Linked DNA regions of Homo sapiens: all the other regions are linked to region 3. A link is a loop called in an ENCODE intact Hi-C map of the cell type or tissue named here. Cell type or tissue: Calu3. All regions are shown on one strand. Links, peaks and the distances in the headings refer to the core of each region. The heading gives the core; the rest is flanking DNA.

Evidence for each region. Hi-C counts contacts between places; a loop is a spot of excess contacts. Peaks named below come from ENCODE experiments on the same cell type or tissue, not always from the same donor. Only the 100,000 strongest peaks of a DNase experiment are listed, where the experiment ranks them.
Region 1: a loop joins it to region 3, with 2.9 times the contacts of the local background. A loop is called at or near these places in 2 of 110 quality-filtered maps.
Region 2: a loop joins it to region 3, with 2.1 times the contacts of the local background. A loop is called at or near these places in 3 of 110 quality-filtered maps.

What each region holds. Positions count from the first base shown.
Region 1 is chr4:90,413,645-90,424,683 of GRCh38, forward strand. All of the region lies in intron 4 of CCSER1 (coiled-coil serine rich protein 1), which reads left to right. Among named protein-coding and RNA genes, the nearest start is that of CCSER1, 290 kb to the left of the region's middle. In Calu3, for the core only: a CTCF peak has its summit at 5,661 (motif pointing right); no DNase peak of the experiment used is centred there.
Region 2 is chr4:90,839,118-90,850,156 of GRCh38, forward strand. All of the region lies in intron 8 of CCSER1 (coiled-coil serine rich protein 1), which reads left to right. Among named protein-coding and RNA genes, the nearest start is that of CCSER1, 720 kb to the left of the region's middle. In Calu3, for the core only: no CTCF peak of the experiment used is centred there; no DNase peak of the experiment used is centred there.
Region 3 is chr4:90,952,157-90,963,195 of GRCh38, forward strand. All of the region lies in intron 9 of CCSER1 (coiled-coil serine rich protein 1), which reads left to right. Among named protein-coding and RNA genes, the nearest start is that of CCSER1, 830 kb to the left of the region's middle. In Calu3, for the core only: no CTCF peak of the experiment used is centred there; a DNase peak (open chromatin) is centred at 6,305.

The DNA.
Region 1 (11,039 bases), core at 4,493-6,992, 540 kb before region 3:
TAAATCCTTGTAATAAAGAGTCCTAAATTAATATATGTTCCTCCCTCACGCCTGTAATCCCAGCACTTTGGGAGGCCAAGGCGGGCAGATCACGAGGTCAGGAGATCAAGACCACGGTGAAACCCCGTCTCCACTAAAAATACAAAAAAAAAAAATTAGCCGCGCGTAGTGGCGGGCGCCTGTAGTTCCAGCTACTCGGGAGGCTGAGGCAGGAGAATGGCGTGAACCCGGGAGGTGGAGCTTGCAGTGAGCCAAGATTGCGCCACTGCACCCCAGCCTGGGTGACAGAGCGAGACACCGTCTCAAAAAAAAAAAAAAAAAAAAAAAAAAAAAAAAAATATATATATATATATATATATATATATATCTTCTTCCTAAAAGGAGCAGTAGTACAAATAATGATAGAAATAAAATATGTTTTATAGTGCAGTAAGTGGATATTATTATTTTTATGAAAGCCAGGAAGAACAATTTCAATGAAAGAATGGTATATGAATTCAAAGTGAGTTCCTAAAAGGAGATAGCCTTGAGAGGAAAAAAATTTAAAAATAAAATTAAAAATTTCAATAATTTACCATGATCTTGGCATTATCTAATTTTATTGTTTTAAATTCTAATATAAAGGCTAAGGTTTTCAATTTAAAAGGTTTTAGATTTAAAGGATTTTTTTATTATATTTTCTTGAGTTTCTGAAAAATGTTTTCTGGAAACCATTTTTTGTGAAATAATACACATTATGTTTCAAACACAGGATTATAAGTTTTTTACTACCAGACATTTCTATTTTCTTGTGGTAAAATATTACATTTATTGTTTCTCCTTTAAATAAATAATTTATAAAGCATATATGATCAAGCACAGGGATTTTATGTTAGAAAATATGAGATGCTAGCATTTATACTTTGATAAACTAAAAAGTATATTAGTGACCCTTCACACTTTTTATCTGTCCTCACTTTCTTATTCATGTTTGTATAGTATTGTTTTTGTCACAAATTGAGTCATGCAATATGTTAGCAGCGAGGTTCGTTAGATAAACCTCAGCATATTTTTTTAAAAAGGGGTTTTAATGATATTTACTAGCATTTAATATTTCAAAGACTTGACCTTGAAATATTCAAGGTCAATATTTCAAATAAGTTCCCTTGAAGTTTTCTTCACAGTGAAGTATATGTTATGAACTATACAATTTGTCTAAGGAAAAATACCAGCAATACATTTTTGTTTGTTTTTCTTTATGTAGTTTCACATTTGTTTTGAGGATATTTTTCTATTCACTTATGCATCTTGCAAAATATTTATAACACAGATAAAATAATAATCATTTAAGGAAAACAAAGTAACCAGGATATGAAAAAAAATAAGATGAGGCTATGGATAAGGTTAAGGCACAAAAAGTTTACTAGTGTTATGACGGTGAATTGAAAATGTTATTTTGAGTGTCCTATTAGCATGTATGAAGAAAGAAAATCAGTTGAAAAATCAAAATATATATCATCAATCATTCAATCAGTGAATGTATTTTCTTAAATAAAATAATTCTTGTTCCTAAGAACTGAAATGTATTTTGCTCACATGTCTTCATAAGGTGCACATGATTTGAATCGGGAATAATTTGCTTAGCAACCCCCTTCAGTACAAGCTGAGACATCATGCTGCCAGTTCAGTATTAACAGTTCTAAACGGTGCCACGTCAGTGTGGCAAAAGCTTGGAGCCTTATAAGGAACGTACTTAATTCAAAATAAAATCGATTAACTTTTTTTATACTTTGTATTCCTCAAATAATTTCAATATGGAAATTAGGTAAAGTAAATATTGTCAAGAATTTTAGTCAGACAGAAAGTAATTACCATAAAGCTTAATAAAATATCAGATATTAAGCAATGTTATTTCCTGATGAATCCTCTGAAATGAGCTGTTGATGAAAGATAACCACTGGGTAACAAATAAGACAATTTTGCAAATGGCTGTTATCAAATAACTGGTTAAATATTAAGCAATGCATATTCTAAATAAGAATTTGGGTTTGTGTTTTGGAATACTTAATCTTTAGCTATTTAATCCATGGTAAACTAAAACAAGGTCCTGTTTCTATTTCGGCTACTCATAGGATTATCTTCGTAGTGGCAGAAGCTGATGGGAAATATGCACCTGGGTAATGAGAGTGATGCATCATAATTAAATGAATTAAAGTTAAAAGAGGGCTAAAACACATTTTAGTGTTACCCATTTGGAGTATATTACTTACAATACTGTTTCTTTAATTCTTACCCTGACTTCTGTGTTAGTACTGGGGTAGGTTGTACATAATCATTGGCAATTTATAGCTGGAGATCTCAGTTGATGGGAGTAGAACTAGCAGTGGCTTCAGGGTAGGGAAATGGAGAGATGATCAAAAGATACAAACTTTCAGTTGTAAGATGAGCACATTCTGAGGATCTAATATACAGCATGAATGGTGAGGGATGTGTTAATTAATTTGTGGCTATCACTGCACAATATGTACGTATATCAAATCATTACCTTTTTTTTACCTTGACTATATTCAATCTTATTTATCAATTAAATATTTTAAAATTCATAAAGTTAAAAATAGGTTGATGGAAAGGAAAATTGAATGCCTATAATGAGCCAGTCTCTTTTTGTAAACCCTCTCAACTTAATCCTCACAATAACTCTGAGAGAAAATTGCACCTTAATGATTCATTCAAAATAAAGAAACTACAAATTAATATCAAAAGAGAGCAGGCATTTTAAAGATAGGCATATCCAAGTTAGAATTCCAGCTCTGCCCACAGTTGCTTTCAACAAATGATATTTCTGAGCTCAGTTTCCTCATTTGTAAAATGACAATAATTATGTCTGTCTCAAAATATAATCCTATCTAAATGAGTGACATGCAAAGTTCTATTCTCAGTTGCCCAAAATAGGGTAAGAGCCCAGTACAAGTTGGTTACCATTCTTGAAATTTTAGACAGTTTTAATTCCTTGTTAAAGACGTTGTCCCATTATTGGTTATTTTTTGTAGACCCTAGTTTCTTAATGTTTTATCATTATTATAAATTATTTTAAAATGTGCTTTCTGATTTAAATGTTATTATCTAAATTTTATGTAACATTTTAAGTGATAATTTACTAGTACTAAATATTCAAAAATCAAATAGGACACTTTGCTTATAATAGGTGGTATATTTCTTTGTGTTAAAACCAGTGCATTTACCATAAAAAAGAATGAGTTCATGTTCTTTGCAGGGACATGGATGAAGCTGAAAACCATTATTCTTAGCAAACTTAACACAGGAACAGAAAACCAAACACCACATGTTCTCACTTATAAGTGGGAGCTGAACAATGAGAACACGTGGACACACGCAGGGGAACATCACACACCAGGGCCTGTCAGTGGGTTGGGGGCAAGAGGAGGGAGAGAATTAGGACAAATACCTAATGCATTCAGGGCTTAAAACCTAGATGACGGGTTGATAGGTGCAGCAAACCACCATGGCACATGTGTGCCTATGTAACAAACCTGCACCTTCTGCACATGTATCCCTGAACTTAAAGTATAATAAATATAAAAAAAATTTAAAAAAACCAATGCATTTAAATGCATGAACTTTTTTTCTGGTTGTTAGTCAAATGTCCAAATTGCCATAGCATATTTAAAATAGAAATTTATTTGAAAAAGAATAAATTTCTATTTTAAATACCTTAAAAATTATTAACCATTAATATTAACCATTAATCATTAATACTCAAAGAGAAATTATGGCTGTTACTTTGTATTAAGGTTGATATTTACAATTTGCAGAAGAGTTTTTAAATTAAATTAAAAATATATCTTACTTATTTAATGTTTTTGGATAAAAAGAATGTAATGGTCATTTGGATGATAGAATGAAGATATTTTATGTTGTTTTGGTTATTTATTTAGTATATTAGATCTGAAAACACCTAGGGCAGTGTCTCTTGGTATATATCCAAAGGAAAATGGGGAAGTAATGGCCCAATGATATCAATGAGGAATTAATTGCGTAGTTGCTAAATTATTTTGAGTTTGATGAACAAGCAATATAAAAATTCTGCAGTGAGTTAGGAACTCCTCCTGTGCCTATTAATTAGGGAGATAATTTTTGTTATTAATTTTTAATGAATAATAGTACAGCAGAGCAGAGATGAAACCCTAGTGGTTTTCCTAATACGAATGGTAATGTACAGAGAATTGCAACAACATTCACACAGGGAAAATTATAGAAATCAACTATAAATTTCTACAAGCTCTGATGTGTCTTGGTCAGAAAAAGTGTGTCTAAAGTATTTTTAATCTGATTATATAAAACTAAGAAACATACAGCACTTAATTTTTGAAGTATAACATAATGGTTAAAAATATGGATGCTGGCTCTGGAATTAGACAAATCTCAACCACCAGCCAGGCTATGTAAACTTGAGCAAGTTATTTAATCTTTTGCAGCTTTTCTTCTTCATCTGAAAATGGGCGCGATGATGTATCTACCTCATAAATTTGATGGAGAAACAATAAGTTAAAGCTTTGTAGAATATGCAATCTCATGTCCAGCATATATATTTTTAAGAACTACTGCTAATACCATTTTAAAAATATGCATGTAAAATGTGATATACCTGTATGTAGGCCAATCAGCATCTGATTCTGACAGATTTAGTGATCTTTCCAGTCTCTATTAGTGGAAAATCTTAACATTTTTAAATATAGAATTTCTCAAATTTTAAGTATAGAATGCCACAGCACATGCAACTAATTTTTATCATTTATTTCTAAGCTTATAAAATTATAGCACTAAATAAAATAATGGGATAATAAATAATATTTATTGAGTCTAGGTGCCAATTTATGAGGTAAATAACATCACTTTCTCATTTGAGAAAGTTGGAGCTTTGAGTGATAAAGCATTATAGGAATAAATATCCCAGCTAGACTCAAACATGGTATTTCTGACTCTGAGGCTCTGTAATTAGCCATTTTGATTCTGTTGACTAATAAAATTAATTCATGTAAAATGTTAAAATCACATGTTCACTGAAGCATTTGTTTTAAACTGACCTTCTGTTCTAATAGCTTTTTAAGTTATGGGCATCACTTAATATATATTTGTCTTTGACTTCACCTAAGAAGTTGGAATTAACTATGTTTATTTATTGAAGCATATACATTGTGCTGACCACTGGCCTGGGCACTTTGTTGTTTCAGGTTTTGCTTTAGTTTTAAGCTATAATTTCTAAGCATTTTGGATTATCTAATTTAATCCTCACAGCAATTCTCAGAAAGTGTTATCATTCTCTCTTCATAGATGAAGGAAGAGAAACCCAGAAGAGCACTGTTATTTGTGCATGATTACAGAGCTATTCTTGGGTTTCAATTATGCCTATGTGGCTTTGATACCCACTTACTGTTTCCACTATAAAAGCTCTCAATGATGTTTAGTTACTAGAAGGAGCAGTTATAATAGCGTTTCCAAATTTTCTATTACACTACAATTTTGATAACACTTTAGTGAGGATGAAATTGTGATCTCAGTTGTCACTTTGTGTGTTTCATCAGCAGATCCTATTACTCTGTATTTCTACTTCAAAAGGGATACAATACCTGTTATCTGCTTGGTTGCCATTAGATGGCAATCTTGTTCTTCTAACGATGATAGTAATCCTGTCATACATTTGTATTCAGCTTTATAGTTTACAAGCTATTTCAAATATGTTATCTCATCAAATTATCACAGTAACACTCTGAAATAGATGTTAATATACATCAAGTACAGTGGAGGGAGCAAATACTCTGGTTAAAGAACTTATTCAGCCAGTATTAACCTAGATCTTAACATTAAATGGCAGTTTCTTTTAACTGTTTTTCTAGACCTTGATGCTTCTAATTTTATGTACAGTTCTAATATACTTGGTTATATGTTTTCCAAGGCACTGAAAATCATAATAACATCTTAGAAGAGGAGAGAGAAGAGGAGAGAGAAGCAGCAGGGAATGAAGTATTGCTGTATTACAATGTGGCACACCATTACTTTTTAAAAACTATTATTGTAGTTCTTAATCATCAAGAAAAAATACATTCTGCATTATTCTGAGATGGAGAGCTGTATAATTCACTTTGGAAATATATCTAAACTCTTATTTATTCTTTAATTTATTGAATGAAAATAAACCCTCAGTTCTTCATATGCTTTAACTATCCAGGAAGTGTCATTTTATAATGATTCCCCATGGCAAAAATGTGAATATACCTTAAACTTTTTATATGTTTTTTATGTTTTTCCCCATATTCTTTCCCCAGGTTCTTGCAAAAGACTACTTAGATATAAGGATAGCTGTGCGAAAGGCTTTCCTAATTGTCGTACTTGAAAAAGCAGTAATTTATAGTCTACTAATTGAGTATGGGGACCATGATATTCCTTAAACACAAGACTATATAATTATCGATAATACATTTTTAGTGTAGATATTTCAAAATTTAATATTTTTTATTAGCTGTTTTTGCTCGACCAATTTACAAATTGACCAATTGATTAATTCATTAGTTTGATACATTCTTTTACACTCCCATTAAAAAATATTGAACTTATTAATTAAAATAGTAACATTCACCTGGGTGCACTCTTTTCATACTCTGTGTTAAATGATGTACTTAAGTGACAGAATAATGTTCTAACTGGGAGAGAATTTTAGAAGTAGAAGCTCCTCCTACTTCTTCTCCTATGAATATTAATAGTTTTAAATGTTTTGTTCAGGGTCACATAGTTTGCTTGTAATAAAGAGATGACTCTTAAGTAAGAAATTGACTAGCTCCATGTAGTAAGATGGCAATTATTTGATTTTTATGGTAGTTGCCAACAGACTAAATCATTTGCATTTCCTGATTTAAAAGTGCTTCTGCCTATCTATTTTGCCTTTCAGACTTTGCTATATTTTTAAGAGGATTGCTTCAGTGACAAAGAAGGCTTTTAGATGGAACAGTTTTCTAAATCCAATCAACAGTAGCTGAAAAATGTTTATACATCCTGACCTAATTTAGTATTAAATAACAACAATTTTAATGAAGTCATAGTATTTACTTGTAACCTGCTATTGTAGCATTTCCTACTGACATAAACTCTCTTCTGCTGCACAAAAGGGCAGTCAATGGCCCAAGTTCATTAGAGGATACAGTCAAAAGAAAAGATGTATTTCATTCGGCATGGTTTTTCTGGTGCAATTAGAAAAGAAAATATGTGTCTCAATATAAAATTTCATGGCCTCTTACAATTATGTGGTGACATCTCCATACAATTGCTTGAATAATGCCAGGAACATCAGCTGTCACTATCAAAATGAACAAGTAATTAAGAAAGCAAACGCTGGTCTTTCTTCTAAAGGAATAGAATATTTATGTATTTAAAGTTGTTCACCAACAAGAAAAATAACCACTGACATGAAACATAATTTCCTATCGTGCCTGAGGCAGAAAAGAGAAATAATAATGAAGATTCACACAATTACAACAAATTAGGTTGCAATTGTGCATACTAAAAACAATTATAGACTTTCTATTCATCAGGTCATATGATAGCATCTTATCTCTTTTATTTATTTTCTGATACTCTATCTTATTAATCACATTTTCTAAAAGCTTATGATGGAATTGGGAAACTCTTACTCTTATCAAGACCACATTTTCTGTACCCTTACATCATAACGTGCTAGCATAACCTAAAGTAGGCTAAGCCTTGTCTGGATAGTAGAATGATAGTAGATCTGATTGAAGCCATAATAGTGTTAAATGCTGGCTCTTCAACCTTTTGATAAGACAGTGTTCAGTTTATTGTTTACTGAGGTAAGGGAAAAACGCTACCTTGACTGAATTCTGGTAGTTTTCTGTAGAGGAAAGTACAAGATAGGATTTACTGAGAGTATGAATGTGGTTTAAGGCAGATGTTTCAATTGAAGGGTTTGTTTGAATTGGATAAAAATAATGATTTTTTTATCCTTATATCTATGTAGTCTTTTGCAAGAACCTGGGGAAAGAATATGGGGAAAAACATAAAAAGCATATAAAAAGTTTAGAGTTGTAGGATTGGCGGAAACAGTGAGGGGAGGATTTTAACATGAAGAATTTAATGACTCTTAGGGGTTGAACTCTCTGTTGATGCTTTTTATTGAAAAATTGGTGGGTCTTTGGGGACAGTCAGTGGTGTAAAATGTTTTGGAATTGTTAGGGTACACCAAAAAGACAATAAAATAGGAAAGTGATGTTAAAGTAGACAGTCTGCTGTTTGTGGGTTGGTGGTTTTGGGCCTCAGTCTCCCTACTGAGGGAGGGAGAAGGATAGAACATTTTTAACTAAAGGCATAATCAATCCAGATTTTCACTAATGTTTGAGGTGTTACAATCACATATCAGATTTCTAGGGCTCATTATCTCAAATGTCCATGAAAGTCAGTTTTTTCCTCTTGAATGACCTTTTTCTTTGTTGGAGAACTTGACAGGGCAGCAGATGTGCAAAGTCATTTAAGACTCTGGAAATCACATCTCTGAACACAACAACACAAATAGAAGGATTATTATCAGGGTTTGTGTCCACTCCTTGGCCAGTGGCCAAGAGTGCTCAATTCAACAACGGAATAAATTTCATCCCTATTCTGAAGAGCCCATAGAACCAGACACATGATCCTCCAGCACTTTGGGAGGCTAGGCTGGAAAATTGCTTGAGCCTAGGAGTTCAAGACTAGCCTAGACAATATAGAGAGACCCTCATCTTTACAAAACATAAAAGAAATTATCCAAGCATGGTGGCATGCACCTGTAGTCCCAGCCAGTTGGGAGGCTGGGGTGGGAGGATCGCTTACACCCAGGAAGTTGAGGCTGCTGTGAGTCATGATTGCACCACTGCACTCCAGCCTGGGCAACAGAGTGAGTCTCTCTCTCTCTCTCTTTCTATAAGATCAATGTCAAGTCATAGAGACCCTGTTTCGAAAACAGAAAAAAAAACACCAAACGAACAAACAAAAAAACACCAGATATGGGATTCTTAACCAAATTACCTAATTTTCTGCTATGTTTATTTTTAGGCAGGCGACTTTGGGTAACATTACAGAAGCATCTTCAGGCTGTGTCTCAAATGGATATTCGGGATAAGGTTTAGATGGAAAGAAATCTCTCATGAACTAAAATATTTTCAAACTTTGTCCCAAGTGCAGTACACTCTCAACAGCCTCAAAATGACAGGGTAAACAGGAGCATTACTGAGAGATGGATTAAATCAGCTTATCGTTGTAAATTCTTCCATATTCGATAATGATGACTTGGGAAGTCTCTTTTGTTTTCTCCTTGTGAGATTTTGTCTACTTATTGAACATCAGTATATGCACTGAAAGATCTAGTTTTTTTCACATATCTTGGCATCAATAGTAACTTGGGCCTGCTCCCATATGTAGAGCATTCATAGATCAGAAAATAATTAAAATATATATTATTTGGTGTAAATAATGATAAAAATATTGAATGAAAATGGAAATAAAAATTATCAATTTTACCAGGTGGTTCTTTTTATTTATTTATTTATATTTATTTATTTTGAGATGGAGTCTTGCTCTATTGCCAGGCTAGAGTGCAGTGGCGTCATCTCGGCTCACTGCAACCTTCACCTCCTGGGTTCAAACGATTCCCCTGCCTCAGCCTCCTGAGTAGCTGGGACTACAGGCGCGTGCCACCATGCCCGAATAATTTTTTGTAGTTTAGTAGAGACAGGGTTTCACCATGTTGGCCAGGATGGTCTCAATCTCCTGATGTCGTGATCTGCCTGCCTTGGCCTCCCAAAGTGCGGGGAATACAGGTGTGAGCCACCGCTTCTGGCTCCACCAGGTGATTCATTTTCTTTTTTTATTAACCTCCGCCTCCTGAGTTTAAGTGATTCTTCTGCCTCAGCCCCCTGAGTAGCTGGGATTACAGGCAAGAGCCACTATGCCCGGCTAACTTGTTTGTATTTTTAGTAGAGACGGGATTTTACCATGTTGCCCAGGCTGGTCTTGAACTCCTAACCTCAGGTGATCCGCCTGCATCGGCTTCCCAAAGTGCTGGGATTACAGGCGTGAGCCACTGCACCAGGCCTAGGTGGTTCTTTTTTAATAACACATTTTAATGAATGAAATATTGGGCTGGGCGTGGTGGCTCACGCCTGTAATCCCAGCACTTTGGGAGGTCAAGGTGGGCGGATCACCGGGTCAGGAGATCGAAACCATGGTGAAACCTTGTCTCTACTAAAAATACAAAAAATTAGCTGGGCACAGTGGCGGGCGCCTGTAGTACCAGCTACTCGGGAGGCTGAGGCAGGAGAATGGCGTGAACCCGGGAGGCTGAGGTTGCAGTGAGCAGAGATTGCGCCACTGCGCTCCAGCCTGGGTGACAGAGCAAGTCTCTGTCTCAAAAAAAAAAAAAAGAAAAATTCACAGTATTTTATTTTTTACATCTATGATATTGATGTGTTAATAAGGTGTTTTAGCATTGATTAGCAACTTTTTTTTCTTTAAAGAGGTACATAAAATGTGCGTCTTGCAAGTAATGCTGTCTTAGTTCCAAAAATATATTTTAGATAAGAAATACAGGAATCTGAAAAATCCATAGGGGTGATTTATTAATTCATGTATCATTGCCTTCAGATCTTGTCCATATAAAGAATTGTGAACAGCCTCCATTTCTCATTATACATCCTTAATAGAATCATGTTTGCTTTTTTGTTTTATTTTCAAAGGTAAAATATGTATCATCCTCAGTATACCGCTAACTATAATACTCATATTTCTTTACATGCATACATGAATTATATGGCAAACTTTATTGTTTTATGCCTATAGATGCATTTATATATGTAGATTTTGTCCAATCCCTACTTACTATGATCTTCACTATTCTCACATATAAGATACTACACTTGAGAGAAGCTTTGATTACTAAGAATTACATTACTCATAGTCTACATTTTTATACCCCTGTGAAACTAGAAGAAGCCAGCTTCAAC
Region 2 (11,039 bases), core at 4,483-6,982, 110 kb before region 3:
CATAATATTTTTAATAATGTTTGCATTTCTTCTATATTGCTAACTTCTTTGAGAAATATTATTATGATCTTTGTCTAAGAAGCCTATTATCTAGATTGAGAATCTAAACAAATACAAAGGTAAGCAATTAGTATCATCTAATAAATGTCTCAGTTAATTCTATCACACACTTAGATAAGTTTATCAAACGTGTAAGAACATAATTTAATTAAGCAGAGCATGTTTCAGTAAACAAATGTGAGTGAGCTTTTTATAAAGTTTCAGATTCAACTACAGGTTATGAAACAAGTGAAAACTAAATATGGGATAGGGCATGGAACTGTGCCTTCACCATGTGTTACATCTATAGAGCATATGCCAACTGAACTTGCTACAGCTTCATTGTTGCATCGTACCCATCAAGACCCAACAGTGGAACTACAAAGACAGGTGACTTGTTTCTAGAAAGCAGGTCCTAAGCCCTGCTTTAAGTGTGTTTATCTGGAGGGAGGAGCAAGAAGAGAAAGCCCACATCTACAGATCAAATTACCCTAAAAGAGAGACTATTGGAAAGGCTGAGCTTTCATATTTCATCCTTTTGCCCAATCTTACCAAGTAGTTAAGGCACTTCTGTTGTTGAAGTAAAGGTGCAGAAGATAGAACAAAGTCTAAAAATTCTTCTCCCATTCTTCTAAAAGGGTAGAAGTTCATACTTTAAAATTTAAGATGGGGACACTAGAAGAGAAAGAAAATGGTTCCCCCAAAGGGAAGTATAAAGGATTGATACATGAATTGTATATTTATTCTCTCATCTTTTAGTCATTAGTCAATATTCTGGTCTCTAAGTTAGTAGATGGGATTGAAGTTATTGTAATAAATTAATATAATAATGTGACTGTGTAATTATATAAATATAATCAAGTAAATATAATACAATATATGTTATATAATCCATATAACATAGCATTTATTTTATAGCATTCTTTTGATATCTGCTGCTTTAGTAACTTGCAATTTATTGTTTTATTACATCTGCTATTAAAATGAACATCAACTATTTATTTTCATAAATAAGAGAATCCTTTATTTTAGTAGAGAGAAAAATTTTAAATAGTTCTACCAATATCTAATATTAAATGTGTGTGGGTGGAGAAGAATGAGGAGAAAGGTTGTATCTTAATTCAGAATTAGAAAGGCGACAAAATAACCATTTTCTATTACAAAAGACGTTAACTCTATGACATTAATTTCACCATGGGAAATCTGTAATCTTCATTTTAGAGAAATTAATTGGTAGCAGTACTATTTATGAAGTGCTGTGTGCTCAAATCCTTGAAGAACTTTCCTACATTATGATTAGCCTAAGATGTCTAGCCTGGAGTGTTTCACATTTTTCTAGCTTTGTGATTACATCCTCCCACTAGGTATCTAATGAACTGAAGTAGACCGCCCTGCATTTCAGCAAATTCAGGAGTAAGGTTTTATGAGTATTAAAAAATAATTGAAAATGTCAATATTCAAAATGTTTCATAGTTCATATATTTTATGTCCTCACTACAGTGCCTATGCATATAGCTTAAAGCATATCAACAGAGGGAAAACACTATATTGCAGCAAGAAGCACCCTCATCCATGAAAGCTGTAAAGCTCCTTACTCTTTTTTTTTTTAATAGTTATAACCTTGTATGCAAGTCACTGTGAATTTTGCTGGCAATTGTGGCATTTCTCATCAGAGAGTAAATTCTTCTTCAGGCTGGTAAAATGACATCTGAATAAGAAGGCAGAAAAAAATTTTCAACCTCTTAAAACAACTTCTAAAAATTGCAAGTAGACAGTATCATGTATTGCATAATAGTTACATAAAGCAGATTACCTAAGATTCCCTACAGCTCTAAAACACCATGCCCTGACATGTCCTGATTGAGATTTTTGAGATTTTTACCTGTATTCTAGAGATACTGAGTCAGCAGCTAGAGTAAGTTGTCACTAAATGATGCTTTTCCTGCACTTTGGCAGATAAGATCAGTATCTGAAAACCTCAGCCAATGTAGAAGCTTGAGAATGGCATGTCTTCTGAAAAACAAAGTTTATTAAAATATTAGTTTGTGACTTAGATAACTCATTCTTAAGAAAGCAGGAATGTGGCAGCAAGGGTAGAAACAAACATAGAAGACAATGCTTAATAAAGAAGAAAATATTTGGCCAGGCACAGTGGCTCACGCCTGTCATCCCAGCACTTTGGGAGGCCGAGGCGGGTAGATCACGAGGTGAGGAGATCGAGACCCTCCTGGCTAACACAATGAAACCCCGTCTCTACTAAAAATACAAAAAATTAGCCGGGCGTGGTGGCAGATGCCTGTAGTCCCAGCTACTCGGGAGGCTGAGGCAGGAGAATGGCTTGAACCCTGGAGGCAGAGCTTGCAGTGAGCCGAGATCGCTCCACTGTATTCCAGCCTGGGCGACAGACCGAGACTCTGTCTCAAAAAAAAAAAAAAAAAAAAAGAAGAAGAAGAAAATATTTTGCATGTTTTCCCTGACATAGTCTGGGTCAGGAAACATTTTCTATTAGAACTGTTTATTAGGGCAGTTTTCTTCTTTACCTGTGCTTCTCTCTATTCTGTAGACTTTCAAAAGCTAGGTTGAATCTTTTCACATTATAAATCAAGGTGAAGCTGTATTATTCCTCTTCTGAGTGTTGTCTTGGTACTCTGGAAGTGTGTCTGACTCTCATTCATTATTTCTAACAATAAGCCAAACTCCAAAGTAAAAAACTGTGGTTTCTCTTCTCAGTTAATTCTTATAAGTTGCCCAATGAATGAGAATTTGGGCATGACTCACAAATAGGAACTTATTGTGTTTAATCTACATTCTGCTGTCTGTCTTTTCATATTTCCCTTTTCCTGCATATTGACGTATTTACTGATTTCTCTGTTTTTTTTTTCCCATTAAAAAACACAGCTTGGCATTAGTTTATGCTCAGTAAATGTTAATTACTCCACCTCATTAGCCTTGACTGGACTAATTTGTTAGTCAACATAGCTTATTCTCACTAGTTTCTTATTCAAAACATCTTTAAACAAAGCAAAATTATTTTGAAAGCAAAAACATATATTTTCTTCTGTCTTTTAAAATGACAATTGTTTATTACATTAATAATCTCATTAAAATTCTTGTTATTTTTTCTTTGTCAAGAACAAGTTAGACAGAAAGTGGTTTTTGTATGCTCAAATTTTAATTTCTTGATTGGGTGAGTTCTATGGCTATCTGTTGCTGTTGAAATTTGATAGAACTTCTCAGGGAGAGAGTAAATAGGAAAGTAGTGGGAATGTAGATGCAAAAATGGGTACAGAAATGATTAGTCCAGGGATGAAGCAACATCTGGATTATACAGGAAACTGGTCTAATTTAGTCAGCACTGGAGTCAGAAAGGGAAGGAGGAGGAAATTTGGGAATGTTCAATAGGGCATGGGTTTGGATGTGCAGAAAAGAGACTGTAGTAATTGACCTGACATGTCTGATCATTGAAGAGAACCATCAGAAAATGAAGCAGGAAATAGTAAGAAATGGGCTTAATGTTAGGAAAAATAGCTCCTTCAGGAAAGAGATGTATAAGAAGGATGCAGTTCACTGGTAAGGTATAGGCAGGGATTCTCAGGGAACTAATGCAAAGGGAGTGGGTCATTCAAAGAACCCTCATGGTTAGAGTAACCGTATTCTGGTTTGTCCAAGACAATGCCAGTTCACAAAGTCATTCTTGCATTATTAATGGTTCCCTTTCTCCCAAAAATTTACAGTTTTTATCATGTTTGTAGTCAATACTCAAAAAACATGTGTGAGGAGGCTTTTGCTTGTTAGAACTATGAAATTGCTTTTAGGTTGGCAGAGCACATGAAAGCCATTTCTAGACTTAGTTTGAAGGGGATGACATCTCTTGAAAAGAGTCAGCACAGGTTAATAAATAACCCTTAAGAGCTGCACTGGATGGTTTAAGGCCCAACTTTTCACCACGGATTATTTGCATGACCTTGGGTAAGTTACAAGTTACATAACCTCTCATTTCTTCAGTTTTCTCATCTGCAGTGCAAAGGTAATAATAGTATCTACTTCATGTAATGTGGTAAGGCTTAAATGAGTCAGTGAAAAAAAAAAGTGTGTGTAACATTGTGGCTATTTACTGCTAAACTGGTTCCATTCTGCATCCAGTAAATGTAATTCCTACGGATTTTCAGGTGGCTCTTTGATCTGCTGCATTAAAATGTGGTTACAGGAGAAACTGGTAATAAACTAAGAGTTAGGCCTCAAATAGTTTAAAGCACTTTTCAAATGCAAAATATTCTTAACCTGCATTAATTTATGAGTTGGGTATCATTTTGCTCTTAATGCTTTAGAAAATGATTTAAAATTTTTAAGATTTGACTCATTCTTCAGATTAATTTTTTTCCTATCTCAACATCCAAGTATTTTCTAGAGGATTATATTTTTGGTGTATTGTGGAACTTTTCTGATTTTACAACACACAACATAAACAGAATCATTCTCTCATACCTATTCGTCCCTTCCTTCAACTTTTGCTGGATTTTCCGTATGCCTTGTTATTGTATATCTGGTCAAGCCATTTGGTACAAAACATTTTTTAAAAACAAATCTTTTTTATTTCTTGGTCATGTTAATCTATTCCAAGAGAGTGCTAGTTATATTCCCTCCTTGGGCATAAAATCTATGTGTTGTTGTCAGTTTCTTTGTTCTGTAATTATTACTGCACTCCTTTAAGAAAATTTAACTATCTGATGAGCCTAATAACATTACTTAGTCACTAGAAGCTTAAAGGTAACAATATAAAATGTATATTTTTTATATTTTCAGTACTCTTGAGACTCAGCCAATCTTTCAAGATTTTGTGTATTTGTCAAGCACTCTATGACCTCGTATATTATTACACACTATACATTCTCCAATATATTATTATAAATTGTACCACCATTCAAATCTCCTTCCTCTGTTTGTGTGTGTGTGTGTATGTATATATATATATCTTCCAGTGTGTGTGTGTGTTGTGTATATATAGATAGATAGATAGAGAATATATACATAGATATAGATTGAGAATATATATATATATGTATAGAGAGAGAGAGAAAGAGAGGAAGACAGATATGTAGCAACTGGGTATTACTAAACTTCAGAGTTCTTAAATTATACTTGCTTTACTGTGCATGTTAAAAAATAATATCTAAGCCTAAGGCATTGATTCACATTTTTACAGCAATTACTGGCAGTAGCAAATACTATTACCACTAAAGAATGAAGACATTCCTCATAAAGACTACTTTCCCCTCCCTCATTCCACTCCAGCCACATTGGCCTTCTTATTGTTCCTTGAACACACAGAGCATGCTTCTTCCTTAGGGTATTTTGCCTTAGCTCATTTCTTAGACTAGAACATTCTTCCCCCAATTAATTTTACATATGGTTACTAACCCCCTTCCTTCAAAAATTTGCTCAAATGTTACCTTCCTCAACTTCACTACTCTACACTATTTAAAGTTGCAACCTGTCCCCCACACCACTTGTTTCATTCCTATTATCCTGCTTTTTTTTTCTCTGCATAGCATTTTCATACCTTCTAATACATGATACTATCTAATTATTTATATGCCTATGGTTAATATCTGTCCACCCCAGCCAATATGTAAGTGACAGAAGACAGAGGTTTGCATTGCTCAACAACATATTTGTAGTTGCTAGACAAGGGGTTAGCAAAGAGCCAGACAGTAAGTATTTTAGGATTTATAAGCCATATAGTCTCTGTCTCAATTAAACTTTGGCATTGTGGCCTGAAAGCTGGTATAGACAATATGTAAATGAATTGGTGTGGAGCTATTTCAATAAAACATTATTTATGAAAACTAACTATAAGCTGGATTTGACTTGTGGACTTTTGAGACAATATCTGGCACATAGAAGCTCTTAAAGAATATTTGTTAGGCCGGGTGTGGTGGCTCACTCCTGTAACCCCAACACTCTGGGGGGCCGAGGCAGGCAGATCATGAGGTCAGGAGATCGAGACCATCGTGGCCAACAAGGTGAAACCCCGTCTCTACTAAAAATACAAAAAATTAGCCTGGCGTGGTGACACGCGCCTGTAATCCCAGCTACTAGGGCGGCTAAGACAGAAAAATCGCTAGAACCTGGGAGGCAGAGGTTGCAGTGAACCTAGATGGTGCCACTGTACTCCAGCCTGGTGACAGAGTGAGACGCCATCTAAAAAAAAAAAAAAAAAAAAAGAATATTTGTTGAGTGAATGAAATAGATTTATTGAAACCTGGCATATTTAGGATGTGAGCATAAATTACTAATAAATTTGCCCTTTCTCCCAATCCAAAATTGACAATCATTTTTTTCATTTAAAATATTGACACTGGCCTTACTGCCCATCATAATCAAAAGAGTTCCCTGTCCTGTTAAAACTATAGTGCCTGCTTGCATATGACAGAGGAACTGTGGTAGAGTAGTTATCAGAATCAGAACTAGGAGTGAAAGGCTGTCCTAGGCCAGAAGGCAACAAAACCTTGAATTCAGGATTCATATTAAATATATTTGTTAGTTAGTGCTTTTTTTTAAATTTAATTCCTGAACAACAAAAGTATATTTTCAGTATGTGAACATATCATGATTTATACAGCCTATAATGTTTTTCTTATTTCAACTGTGAAAAAAAAAAAAACCAGATTTTCTTATTTCTTGAGTTAATTGTAAACTTGAAGTGATGGCAATGGACTTGTAACTTATTTTCTCATTCTGCAGTACATTTCCAAGCCACTATACAAATGCTGAGTCATTAGTGTCATAGTGCTGTGTCTATTTATAGATTTTTTTTATGAGTGTTATTAACCATAAATGCTCAATATGAAAAAAATGAAGGAAAGTAGCTTTGTCTAATCACAGTAGAACACTGGATTTATTCTATAACAAACTGAAGGGTGACTTAATCACCTCAAATTAAAACTTGTTCTTTATCTCACATATAAATTGAAATTCATTGCATTCTTATGTTTCCAATAAATGGCAGATTTCTCCATTGCCCAGTAACTTTAAGGTGATTGTTTGCTCACTATAAATAGAGATATGTGTGTTTATGTATAGAAATCCTTCAGCGTGAGAGTTAAATTACTCCATCTTAAAGAAAGAAATGCATTAATGTACAACCATGGAAGGTGTGATAAGTTTAGGTATATCATCCATCCTCACAGAATCTGTTTGCAGTTATTGGAATAAAATTATTTTCTTTATAGAGATCTATTTAATATTGTTATAGACACCTGCCCATCATAATGATTAAATTTTTATTGATAAAAACAATTATAAATATGTATAGGTACATGTGATATTTTGATACATGCAGATAATGTTTAATGATCAAATCAAGGCATTTTGGATATTCATTGCCTCAAACATTTATTATTACTTTGTGTTGAGAATATTCTAAATCTTTTCTTCTACTTATTTTGAAATATACAATAAATTACTGATAACTGTAGTCACTCTTCTGTGCTATTGAACACCAGAATTTATTCCTTCTAACTAACTGTATTTTTGTACCCATTAACCAACCCGTCTTCATCTCTCCTGCCATTCTTCCCAGCCTCTTGATAATCATCATTCTCCTGCCTCAGCCTCCCGAGTAGCTGGGATTACAGGCACGCCAGCACACCCAGCTAATTTTTGTATTTTTAGTAGAGATGGGATTTCACCATGTTGGCCAGGATGGTCTTGATCTCTTGACCTGGTGATACACCTGCCTTGGCCTCCCAAAGTGCTGGGATTACAGGTGTGAGCCACTGCACCCAGCCTATTTTGTGAAATATTATGTTTATTATGTGTTAGTCTTAATTTGATTTAATTCTTTACAATGGGGTGTCTTCGTTCCCTCTGAAACTGTTCCCCCATTTGTAGCATACTTTTACATTCAAGTAAATTATTTACCAATATGTTCTTAGCTGATATTACAAAGGCTTTATTCATTCATTCGTTTAATTATTAATGTATTAACCAACACTTACTGAATGTTTATCTTATGTCACAACTTGGTGATCAAAGGAGGATTCTTACTTAAACCATTATACTTTTCTGGGACATATATATTAGTAAAAAAATGATTTCCATTCCATTTAAAGAACACTGGGACAGATGTATGCATGGGCTGTGTGTGCATGCTGTCAGTGGAGCACCCCATCTGGCCTGCGGCAGTGTCCCCTTGGTTCTGATCAGGAGACCTTGAGCTTTGCCACTTAGCATCTCAGAAGTCTCCCTCAGGATCTTGACCTTGCTTCTTACTACATGTTCTTTCTGAAGATTTCCTCTATGAAGTCCAGAACTTTTATGATTTCATTTCCATTTCTCACGTATCAGTTTTTTTTATTGAATTCTCTCCATCTTTTACATTAAAATCTTTCTTTAGTTCATCATCTATCTAATAACAGATACTTACTTCACCAGACTCATCTTTGTTATCAATATTTCCTTTAACTTTCTTAGGTTGTCAGATTTTAAACGTCGACTTAGGTATACTTTAAAAAACAAGAGAAAAAAAGGAAAAAGTCGCAAATAATCCAGAAAACAATATAAAAATAATGTTATAATTCAAATCAAATACGCACTGTGAGCATTCAGTGTTTCCATGGATCTTCTAATAATTTTTTGTTGTTGCTTTTAGATTTTTTGTTTTGATTTGATTGCTGTTTTACTTTTTGCTATAGATATGCAGTTTTTATTTTGATGATGTTTTTCTTTTTCTCTTGTTCTTTTTACTCAAAGACCTCCAGTGATAAATGATATATGTAAGCATACATATCCTAACATATATATTTGTTTTTCAAACTTAGTATGTGGTAGTCATCATAATTAGATAAGACTGATGTTTCTCATTTTGATTATCAGGAAGGTTTGTTTGAAGCAAATTATTGTGGATTTTTTTATGTTTGCTGCATTTGTACTTCTTACACAATCACTTTTAATTAACAATGCATAGTTGTATATTTGCTAAATGTAAACACTATGTAAGGGGGTAGGAATTTATTGTTCAGAAGATGAGTGCATAGTAGCAATGAAGCACATATATCATATTTGATTTGTACCCTGGTTTTGTGGATCACAACTATGAGACAGTGGAAAAACCATCAATTCCATGTAAAATTGGTGCCCAAATGTTAAGTGATATTTATAGAAATTATAACTGGAAGCTAAGGGCAGAAAATGGCTCTAAGATATAAGTGGCAATAGCAGAAATATAGTATTGAAAGATATAAAAGGGTAGTATAAATATCTTATAAGTAAATTTCTTTCTTTCCCTAGGAAAAGGACATAGTGAATGAAGTCTTTTTTTTCTCCAAGTCTGACAGTGCCTCAAACATTCTAAAATAATCTTTTCTCCCCTATTAGTCATCACTTAAGTGTGAGTTTATTTGAAGTGATTTTGATTTACTGATAACTCATTTTAGTTACTCAGAATTAACTCCCTGCGGAAGACCTAATAACAATCAGTTTTATGGTCATGTGCATTACCTTTCCCCATGATATGGTTTGGCTTTGTATCCACACCCAAATCTCACTTTCAAGTGTAATAATCCCCACGTATCAAGGACAGGACCAGGTGGAGATAATTGAATCTTGGAGGTGGTTTCCCCCATGCTGTTCTCGTGTTAGTGAGTTCTCACGAGATCTGATGGTTTTATTTATTTTATATATATGTTAGGATATGTATACTTACATATATCATTTATCACCTTTGCTCAACACTCATTTTCTCTCCTGCCACCCTGTGGAGAGGTGCCTTCTGCCATGTTTGTAAGTTTTCTGGGGCTTCGCCTCCCATGCAGAACTGTGAGTCAATTAAGCCTCATTTCTTTATAAATTACCCAGTCTCAGGTATTTTTTTATAGCAGCGTGAGAACAGACTAATACAGTAAATTGGTACTGCATTAAGTGGGGTACTGCTGTAAAGATACCTGAAAATGTGGAATTAACTTTGGAACTGGGTAACAGGCAGAGGTAGGAACTGTTTGGAGGGCTCAGAAGACAAGGAAATGGGGGAAAGTTTGGAACTTCCTAGAGACTTGTTGAATGGCTGTGACCAAAATGCTGATAGTGATATGGATAACGAAGTCTGGGCCGAGGTGGTCTCAGATGGAGATGAGGAACTTGTTGGGAAGTGAAGTAAAGATCACTCTTGCTGTACAAAGGTACTGGTGGCATTTTGCCCCTGCCCTAGAGATCTGTGGAACTTTTAACTTGAGAGAGATGACTTAGGGTATCTGGTGGCAGAAATTTCTAAGCAGTAAAGCTTTCAAGAGAAAGGAGAGCATAAATGTTGGGAAAATTTGCAGGCTGAAGATGCAATAGAAAAGAAAAACCCGGCCAGGTGTGGTGACTCATGCCTGCAATCCCAGCACTTTGGGAGGCTGAGGTGGGTGGATCATGAGGTCAGGAGATCAAGACCATCCTGGCTAACACGGTGAAACTCCGTCTCTACTAAAAATACAAAAAATTAGCCAGATGTGGTGGCAGGCGCCTGTAGTCCCAGCTACTTGGGAGGCTGAGGCAGGAGGATGGTGTGAACCCAGGAGGCAGAGCTTGCAGTGAGCCGTGATCGTGCCACTGCACTCCAGCCTGGGCAACAGTGCAAAACTCCATCTCATAAAAAAAAAAAAAAAAAAAAAGAAAACCCATTTTCTGAGGAGAAATTCAAGCCCTATGCAGAAATTTGCATAAGGAGGTGAATGTTAATCACCAAGACAGTGGGGAAAATGTCCCCAGGGCATGTCAGAGACCTTCACAATAGCCCCTCCCATCCAAGGCCTGGAGGCCTAGGAAGGAAAAATGGTTTCATGGGCTGGGCACAGGGACACCCTGCTCTGTGCAGCCTTGGGACATGGTGCCCTGCATCCCAGCTGCCTCAGCTCTAGCCGTGGCTAAAAGGGGCCAAGGTACTCCTCAGACCATTGCTTCAGAGGGTTCAAGCCCCAAACCTTGGTGACCTTCACATAGTGTTGGGCCTGTGGGTG
Region 3 (11,039 bases), core at 4,877-7,376:
TATTTATTAGAAGGGAGCAAAGCAAATATATAAAAAGAAAATATCAAGTCAAACTATATGAGAGGAAAGGTAAAAAAATAATATTTGGGTAACACATGTTAATTCTTTTTGTTACCATCTTTAGAGCAGCAATACTCAATCAGAGGCATTTTTGCCCCCCAGTGAACACTGAGCAATACCTAGAGATAGTTTTGGATGCTACACTTCAGAGATGCCACTAAAAAGTAATGGGAAGAGGCCAGGTATGCTACTTAATATCCCACAGTGCACAAGGCAGCTCACCTCAGCCAAGAATTATCCTGCCCACCAGGTTAATATTGCCAAGGAGAAACCCTGCTCTAGGTGGTCATTGTTAACAATGTTGAAATCTTGATTGATAACATAAAAATATTTTGTAGCACTTTTCAGGTAAATAAAAATGGGACTTGTTTACTATCTCATAGAATTCCTTTTTTGCCTGAGGAAGCATCATAATGTCATAGTCCTAGACACTTGATTTCCTACAACTGGCCTGGGACTGAGTCTCTATTATTCAAGGTGATAGCCTATCATATTTGCCGAGGTTAGCTCTGTATAGTTCTGTTTTCAGTCCCTCACTTTCCTGTGACAAGTTTTGACCAAGATATCTAGGAAAATAAATTTAAATCATAGACTGTTTTTCCAGGTGCTTCTGCCCACTCCCACTAGGCTCCAGAAGATTCTATTTCCTGTATTCTAGAAACACCCTTGAGACTCACACAGAAATCTAATAATGATCCTGTGTTATAAATTTTTCCAAGTTCTAAATTTAAAGACCATAGAAAAATTATCTAAATAGTTTCTGCTTTAATATTGTCCGTCTTTACCTTTAATATTTTGCTTTAATATTGTCCTTATCTTTACCTTTAGTATTTTGGGGCATATTTATATTATTTTCTGTATAAAGGATTTTCAGATGCAACTTCAGTGAAATATGAGTTTTGACATCCATGTGTTATGTTCATATGCAATTTTGTCATCTAGTTAACTTTTATTGTTATAGTTACTAAACAAAACAAAAAGTGATTGGCATATTAGTGGCAAAGTTCTGATATAAATTAGAAAATTATAACAGAACTGAAGGTGATCATCTTAGAACATCAAGGAAAAAATTTTTTCAACTTTAATTTTAGGAAAGCAATTCTCATTTAAAGTAGTATTTCATTGATTTTTTTTTATTTTAACAAACATAAATTTAGCAAAATAAAAATGTTCTATTTTACAATGAAACTTTTCTTACTAGCAATGTTAATTCAGTAAATATTTATTGAACATTTACTATTGTCAAGGCAATTAGATAAATTATTTATCCTAGAAATATTTTAGATATACAATTATTTTTAAATAATTGAAAGCTAAATAAATATGAAGAGGATCAAACTTTATTTCACCTGCATTCATTACAATATATAAATACACCTATACATTCCTATATCTATGTATGTTAATATAGTTAAATATAAATATTCTTTACTTATTTATCCTTTGGATATATGTGTATATTTACATCCATGTGTATATACTTTTTACAAGTAAATGTGCAGATGTGTATAGAGAATTTTGTATTGACTCACATTTTTTGATAATTGACTGAATAATTTCATCCATAGTATAGGTTTTGGTGAGTGATTTGTATCTGTAAACACTCAAATAACAAGCAACAAACTATTTTTTAAAATCCCTTATCATATTATAAATCCACATAGCTTTTCCAATAGTCTTTTTAGCAATAAGAGAAAAATTACAAAGCTCAATAGAGTTGTCATAACAAAAGAGGTTCATAAATTTTTCTTTAATTACACTCCGTGTTGCCTCTCATAAAAGTAGCATACAGCTTCTACTATCGGATTGAATGCTTACCAATTTGGAAAATGTTTGTTGATTTTTACATAAATACTTTCATTTAAGAAACTAATGATTTTTATAACATTTCTCTTTAAAGAAATAATTTATAGGCTGCATTGGAAAGCAAATACATTCTACAGTATTTTATTTGTTATCAGTTCCTTCATATGTGACTACATGAAACAAAATTTGTATGCTATATTTGCAGAATAAAGTAGAAAATACATTTTGCATACCTCAAAGTAAAAAGATTCTGTAATACAATTTCTATATGTATTCCTTCTCTCCAAAACATATTTTATTATAACATGAACATTTTAGTAGTTAACATTTTTATTTGTATTGAATTTTGCCAATTAGTTAGCCAATTTTATAATTCATTTCAGTTTTTGTTTATATTTAAATTACAGTTTACTTAATATTTCACTAGGTATTTGTTTCATAAAAGATGATTATATTAGTGAATCACAAGGATCTGAAGGAATTCTTAACATAGTTCTCATCCCAAGTAGCTGATAAAATAGATGAATTTCGTTTAATATTATTCCATGGTAGTTCACACATGAACTAACACATTAAATAGTGCTTTCAGCTTCCACTTAGTGTAGGATTGAATAAAACATGTGCTGAATGAAAACAAATGATGCATAGGAAGTATCAATCTCTGTGAATATTTCTCTATAAATTCTATTGAAGTAAGTTTCAACTAGGGAAACTATGATGGCTTTGAAATTCGTTTTTATGTGTTGAGGGTATGCAGTACATTTACTAAAAAAAAATGATTATCAAGTGATAAAATGGTTGATTTTGGTTAAAACAACTTCTCTAACTTCTCTCTTCATACATACCCACTTAGCTATTGCCACACTAGCTTTGATTCTTCTATATACATGTATGCCCTAGCTTTAGGGCTCTGATCTTTCTGCCTGGAACTATCTTCCACCAGATACTTTTATGCTTAGTGTTTCACCTCCTCAAGTCTTTCATGGCCAAAATAAGATTGTAAATATTTATCTACATTATCTATTTCCCTTCCTTGGTTAATATTTCTCATTAGCACTTGTTACCATCGAACGTGTTCGTGTTCTATGTATTTATTCTGTTTCCCCATTTGAATATAAACTCAAGGAAGGCAGATTTTATCCTATGTTTTTCATTGCTATACCCCTGCACTTGGAAGACCCAGCTGGTCCCAAAAAGACACTCAGTAAACACCCTATGAATGAAGGATATCAGATGCTTGTAATGCACAAGGCCCATGTCACTTTTCGGGAGTGCTACACTTGTGTTGGTTTTAATCCTTCTGTAAGAGCTGGAAAACTAGTCCTAAGAGGCTGCAGCAGGCAAGCATTAGCTCACAAAAATAAGGCAAATCAACTGAAGGAAATTGGACCAATGAGTATAAATATCCTACAACTTCAAGTCACATTAAATCAAACTCCCAATAGTAAACACTCCCTCACACTGCTTCCCAGCCTTTTCATGTTGTGCTACAGATAGATAATGATAATATTTAAGTAGTATATTGGGGTAAACTGACAAAGCTGTGGCCAGAGGATTCTGCCTCAGGACATTCCATTCCAAGCATTTAATCACACTTAAAATCTAAAACCCTTACTCTGATTTACTATTTATATTATCTGACTCCTGATTGCCTTTCCAGCTTCAAAAGATGGTCTTATTCTTCTTGCCCTCCTGCACATGCCTCATTTCTATTACTGAAACAAATTAAGTCCTGTCTTGGGGTATTTGTACTAGCTGTTTCCTCCCTCTGAAAGGCTTCTCCGTCTTACCACCATTCTACTTATTCGTAATTCAGATCATAACTTAAATATGTCCTGCTTCGAAAGACTATTCCTTACCATTCAATCTAAAGAAGCCAATCTAAAATAGATACTCTCTCCCACATCACACAGATGTAATGTTCTGCACAAGATTTACTAACATCTAATGTTTTTCTTGTGTATTATATATATATATCAATGCATTTGTTTATTCTGTGTCTCTCTGGGCCAAGAATCTCTCACTTCCTCACTGCAAGATGGGTGTAGGACCGAGAACAGTGCTGGACACATCATAAGTGTTTAGTAAATATTTAAAGTGGGTAAAATTAATTTCCATAAATAAAAACGTGTATTGATATTGCCAAGTGCCTTAGAACTTTGTCAAAAGATAAAAATGATTTTTATATAATTTCAATAAAATAAAAACCTACAGAAGCATTATTATACAGTGGTTTCAGGTCAGATTTTGGCTTAAGAAAGACCTACTAACTATTTTCTGGGACAACTTACTTAACTTGCAAATCCTTCATTTCTTCGTATAGAAAAAATAGGGCAGGATAGCTAAGGCATAGGATTTTCCTAAGAATAAAATTAAATACTATATATGAAATACTATGTGGGTGGCATAGGTAGGTAAGAAAATCTCTTGAACATGTCCCTAGTGATGGAGGGACACTATTCAGACAGGCATCTAAAATGATTCCTTTTTAAATTAATTTACCTATCCATTAATCCATTTAATAAAAGTTGAGAAACTTCTGTTTCCTGGAAAGATGCTGTATATGAGACATAGAGAAAAGAATTTGTATTAATTTTCAAAATTAGGTTTCTTATGGAGAGAAATATGTAAATAAGCAATTAACAGACACTTTAAGAAGTGCTATGTTACTGGTTTATACAAGGATTTCCCAGGAAGTATGAAGGCAGAACTCCATCTGATATTCTTTTCTTTTCTTCCTCTTCTTTTTTTTTTTTTTTTCTTTAAAAGACAGTATTTTAACTCTGTCACCCAGGCTGGAGTGCAGTGGCCTGATCACAGTTCACTGAAGCTTTGAACTCCTGAGCTCAAGCATTCCTCCTGCATCAGCCCCCTGAGTAGCTGTGTAGCTGGGACTACAGGTGTGTGCCACCACAACCAGCCTTTTTTTTTTTTTTTGTAGAGACAGGATCTCACTATGTTGCCCAGGCTGGTCTTGAATTCCTGACCTCAGCAATCTTCCTTCCTTGGCCTACCAAAGTGCTAGGATTACAGGCATGAATCAGCAGCAGATCCAGCCTGATATTTCTTTCTTTCCTTTTTTTTTTTTTTTTTTTTTTGAGACAGAGTCTCGCTCTGTCACCCAGGCTGGAGTGCAGTGGCGCGATCTCGGCTCACTGCAACCTCTGCCTCCCGGGTTCAAGCAATTCTCTGCCTCAGCCTCCCGACTACCTGGGATTACAGGCCCCCCCCACCACGTCCAGCTAATTTTTTTGTTTTTAATAGAGATGGGGTTTCACCATCTTGGCCAGGCTGGTCTTCAACTCTTGACCTTGTGATCTGCCTGCCTTGGCCTCCCAAAATGCTGGGATTACAGGCGTGAGCCACCGTGCCTAGCCCCAGCCTGATATTTCTAATTGAGGTGACTCTAAAAACGAACAGCAATTTCATGGTATATAAATAATATATACATAATTTATATTATAATATTATTATATAATATTATATAATATAACATAATATCATATATTATATATATTATATAATTATATTATATATATTATATAATTATATTATATAATATATTATTATTTATATTATATATAATATATATTATATTGTATATATTCTATATAATATATAATATATAATTATATATATAACTATATAATTTCATGGTATATGTATAATTTCATGGTGTATATATATATATATATACCCACACATACACACACAGCTAACAAAAGGTAAGATTTGGATTTTTAAACTGAAATTTCCCCTGATGGAGAACGCTTGTTTATGTCTTGTTAAATATTTAGGCAATACTCAGCCTAACAGATTATCACATATTGACATAAAATGATGAAAGGACTAGGGACTCTGTCTTGGCTCTTAAAAATAACATCCTAATTCAAACTTACACCTGCAGCAAGCTTGAAAAGGCATATTTAATAAATTGAAAAAAATAGTGAATAATGTGTTACAGTTTGAAGGAGTTACTTGAGAGAGCTTCTAGGTTAGCTGGGGGATCTTCCAAACTCCAGCACATAATTAAGAGCATTCTATTAGATGTGTGTGGAATCCTCTTGGAGATATTTTGAAAATTTATTTATGGGATGCATCAAGTTTTATTTAATGTTTAAGACCTCTGAATTTTCTCTGAATTAGAAATAATCCTTCTTTTTTTCAGAAAACTATGATCTTATACAATCCAAATGGTCAAGGGCAATGTAACTAGGTCGTGAAACAACTGAGTTTCTACTATACCAACTGTGATAAAGTTTATAATAAGTAACTAGTTGTCTGCTGGTTTTCCTGTCTTCTTTTTAAATTATGCAAGAGGCTAATAAAACAGTAAAGTAATAGCTCTCAGGTTTCAAACTGTTGTAGTTATTGGCTATATCCCTTGTGGTCTCCCTGCATACCTCTTGGGTAAGGTTTCCTCTCTAGGGCTGTCAGCCAACATGCCTTTGCTTGAGTTTATGGTAAAACATTTTTTTTTTTTCTGCACTGACATTCTGGAGCAGGCTGTGTGTTTTGGGTCGAGAAGGCTGCATGCAGTCCAGTGTGATGGCTGCAGCCCACTTGCTAACCTTAGAGACAGGTCTTGTAGTCTCGTGTCCCTCCCTTGGGAGATAATTAGGATCAGATAAGCTCATGAGGGTGGAATTCTCGTGAACAGGATTCATGTCCTTATAAGGGTCCAGAGTGACTGCCACATGAGAACCCAGTGAAAAGACAGCCATTTATGAAGCAAATCCTCAGCAGACACTGATCTTGGACTTCCCACCCTCCAGAATTGTCAGAAATAAATACTTGTTGTTTAAGCCACCCAGACTATGGTATTTTGCTCTAGTAGCCTGAGCAGATTAAGACAGATACCATCCTTCTTCTGTCTCTACTTGTGTTTAGATTATTAGAGTATAATTTTCAAAAAGTTAAAAACAGGAGTCTCATGCAAATTTAAAATGAATCTTGGTCAAAGATTTTATATAACAAAGTAATTAGGTTACCAGTAACACGTTAAAATCATTTCAAATTGCATTTGAGGAATTAGATATTTATAAGGAACAGAGAATGTTAGAATAAGATTACAGGAGTTATCTGTTGAACAGATGTAAATAATTTGCATCTCTGCTGTAAATTTTCTATAAGGGAACATCTGCTCTTACAGAATTATAAAACAGCCTCATTAAAAGGAAGTCAGTGCATCCTGCTGTAGCACAGTGCTCCACTGGAAGAACATGCAGTATTCTTTGCCTATTTCCAATATCTATATTATATTTCTATAATACGTGTCAATAATACGGGTTAATCATTGTGATTATTCTATTTCTTGGCCACCTACTCTATGCCAGGCACTTGGTCAGATGTTGGAATCCATTTCATCTAATGCCAAAAATAGCTGCCCAGTAAATTCTTATATAAACAAACTGAGACTCAGGGAAGATACATTTTCCAAAGTCCAAACCATTAGTAAGTGGCACACCTGAGTTTTCTTTGTTCTTTTATTTAAAACTTACTATATATGCTATGCACTACTTTAAGGGATTTATAAGTCTTATACCATTTAATCCTAAAAATAACTTAAAGTGCCCTCACTTTATTTATGAGAAAACTAGGCATCATAGAATTGAATAATGTGCCAAAGATAAATTTGACACCATTACCTGGGACTTCCTAATATATGATCAGATAAAGAGACTTCTGCATCCTGTGGAAGTTCTGCCTCGGGTTTTCTTTTTTTTTTTTTCGTTTGTTTTCTCTGATAGCAATTTGCCTTCTTTGCCTATCTCAGTCAACCTTGACCTTTAATCCAGCACCTCTCTTCTTGCCTGTGACCTCTGAACTCTTGACTCTGAGTCTGTCATTTAATACACATGCTTTGTATTCTGGAGCTTCTTTCCACGTTACTGCGTCTGCTTCAATCTAATACCCAAATCCAGAATTTTAATTATGCCTTTTGCTTTGACATTAGATTTGTCTATGTCTGTCTCTTAATTGTGCTCCAGCAAGACAGTTCGGCAAGAATCGCTTAAATTCCATTTTTCAAAGATAAGGAAATAGCTTTCCTTTGTAATAATTGGACATTTAATGCCATGAGTTAGAATGGAAAGATACCTGAAATCGTCTTTCACAGAGATAGCCTGTTCACATTGTTTTCATTAATCATTCATTTTTTTTAAAAAAAGGATTTTACGTAATGCTTTTATATGCAAAACATCATGAAGCATAGTTCAAGAATACAGAGATTAAAAATTAGACATTATTCTGAAATGGATTCAGCCATTAAGAACATTATACTCACTAGAAAAACTACACAGAAACATGAAATGCCTTGTTTCTAACCTTTGCACCACTCCTTTCCCCACAGTAGAAATATTTGACTCCTCACCTATGTTCTGGTATCTTGTCAGTCTTTACTCATTGCTCCTATTTATTCTACCCAGTCTACATCATTAGGTTCAGGCTTCTTACCTGAAACCTCAACTGCACCTCAATTCCTAAGCCAAGTTAGACAGAAGTGAGAAGCAGATTTATCTGATCTCCACCACTCTCAGCCTATCCCCAGCTCAGACAGATTTAGTTGTATCTTCTTCCAGTGTCACTTCTCTGTGAACTAAATGCCTCACTGCTGACCAATGGGCTTTCATTTTCGGTATGAAAGCTACACTTGCCTTCACCTCAGAGCTCTTATTCTGTTTATGGAACCGCTGTACCTGGAATCCTGATTCTCGACTCCTTGCTGCATTAGCTGGAATTATGTTCTTATTCTTAGCTACAAGACTAGATTGGGTCTAGAAGTTTCTATGAAGTTGTGAAATACTTATTTAGCACCTTAATATATGTTAAGACACTGCTACAAGTGTTTCACAAATACTATAAGGAAGGTACTATTTTTATCCCCATTTAATATGTGAGGTAAATAAAGGATAGAAAAGTGAAGTAACACAGGCAGTTTGGCTCAGAGTTCATGCTCATAATGACTATGCAACCTGTCTCCCTAATTATATCTTGCATTTACAGCTGTGCTTTCATTCCCAGCCACTAGAGCACCAGAATTGCCCTAATGTTGACAAACTCTTAGATTCCCCATTAGCACCTGCTCTAAAGATGCTACTTTATCCTGTTCTTTGTGTTATATTCCCAGACCTCCCAGGTTAAAATTGCTTACCTGTCATCATGCGTTCCTTATTTAGAGTTCACTTTCCCAATAGTTACACCCAGATCCCCTTCTTTTCCCTATCCAGCATTCATCAAATGTTTCTTCCCAGTTCCAGTATAGACCTTCTAGCTTGCCTCTTTCTCCTATTCATAGGTAAAATCCTTAAATATATATGAGATAGTAACTGTAGCTCAATTCAAGGACCAAAAATGGTCAACCATTAGATCACCTGATCCATCTTTTAGCCTTTAACCTTATGAATCTGATCTTGTAGGTACATGTCTATACCTATATTAAATGTATGAATAACATATATACATGAAACTTAGACAAAATAGAATAATATGTTGAAAGCAAAAGAAAATGTTTCATATGAATATTTGAATGTTAATATAAAGTTTCATTCATAAAGTACTGACACCTTAAGAATGGATTAGAGATCAGTGATAGATTTTACAAATTTGGCTTACAAATATAATGTTTATAATGATATTATTTTAATTTTAAGTAAGTACATTTATATTCATAAATATAAAAATCAAACATATACACTTTTAATTACTATTCAGCATGGTAGAAAAATATTGCAATTACTAAAGACTAGAATATAATATTCTTAATAGGCTTCAATGTCAATATAATATAGAATTGTTTTAAACAGTTCCTTTTTCTGATCTGAAAGTTGACAATAGATTCTTGAAATTAATTAATTTGGATTGACCTTTTTCTCATTTAGCCTGATGGCACCAACAGAAAATGAGAAAAGATTGAATACTCAGAATGCTTAGATAATCACATTTCAGGAAAACAAAAACAAAAACAAAAAACATTGTTTAAAGTCCCCCATTGAGCACTTTTTCTATGTTAATGAGAATTCCCATTTAATTCTCATAACACTTTGAGAAAATATTTATCCCCATTTGAGAAGAACTGAGATTTAGAAGTTCAGTAACTTGTCTATGATAATACATGTTAATAGTGGATCCAAGAATAAGACTCAGATCTTGCCAACTCACAGAACATTCTGTACCATTCACATCTCCTCAAACATTATGATGCCAATGTAAAAAAAAATCTCTTAGTAAAGATAAGCATACTAAGATGTAAATGGGTATGAGAAATGGAAAATGGCAAGATTGTTGATTTCTTCATTATAAAATAGGAATGATGGCTTTTTGCAATATCACAGTCAAAACCATAAAAAATATTTTATACTTCTGTATTTAATATACTATTTAAACATAGCAATGAAAGAATATTATTTTGACTACATTAGCTTAATTTTAAAAAAGGAATATTTTAATCTAAATTCAATTTGACAGTAAAATAAAAGAGTATTTGAAATTCTGAATACTTATATGCCCTGTAAACTTGCTTCTCAGAATGTGCTTCAGTGGCCCACATAGGTAATATTTTTAACTGAATATAACCATATTACATGTGGAAAAGTTTAGAGCTTGGTAAAAAATCATTTGAAATGTGTAATGTTCAAGCAAGAAATATTTAGTAGGGTACTGTACATTAGAGATGACAGAATATTTACTAATGGCAAAAGACAAGCCATGTCTTGGGTTCTTACCTTTCACCTTCTAGCTAGTATCACAGGCACAACAGGATTGTTTTTTTCTACACTGTAGCCAGAGTGTGCATGTTTTTCATACAGGGCTATTTTAATATTCATTTATTCACTTTTGGATAATGAAAAATTCTACTAGTCACTCTAGGCAATTTATCAGCATTAATGATAATGCAGCCAGAGTAGCATGAAAGGAACAAATTAGAACATGGATTTAGGTAATTATATATTGTTCTAGTTTAGCAAAAAAAAAATCATGTTTTAAATCCGAATACCATTATTCTTTAGTAAAATAAATCATATTGGATTTCAATACATTGCTAATTGTTCAGGTTTCTTTTTAAGGTAGAATAGTATTTTAACAAAATTTGTTATTGGATATTTATAGTTGTACTGAACAGCTCTTATTATATAGTTCCCTAGATTAGTCTATTTAAAGGCGTTTGAGGAAAC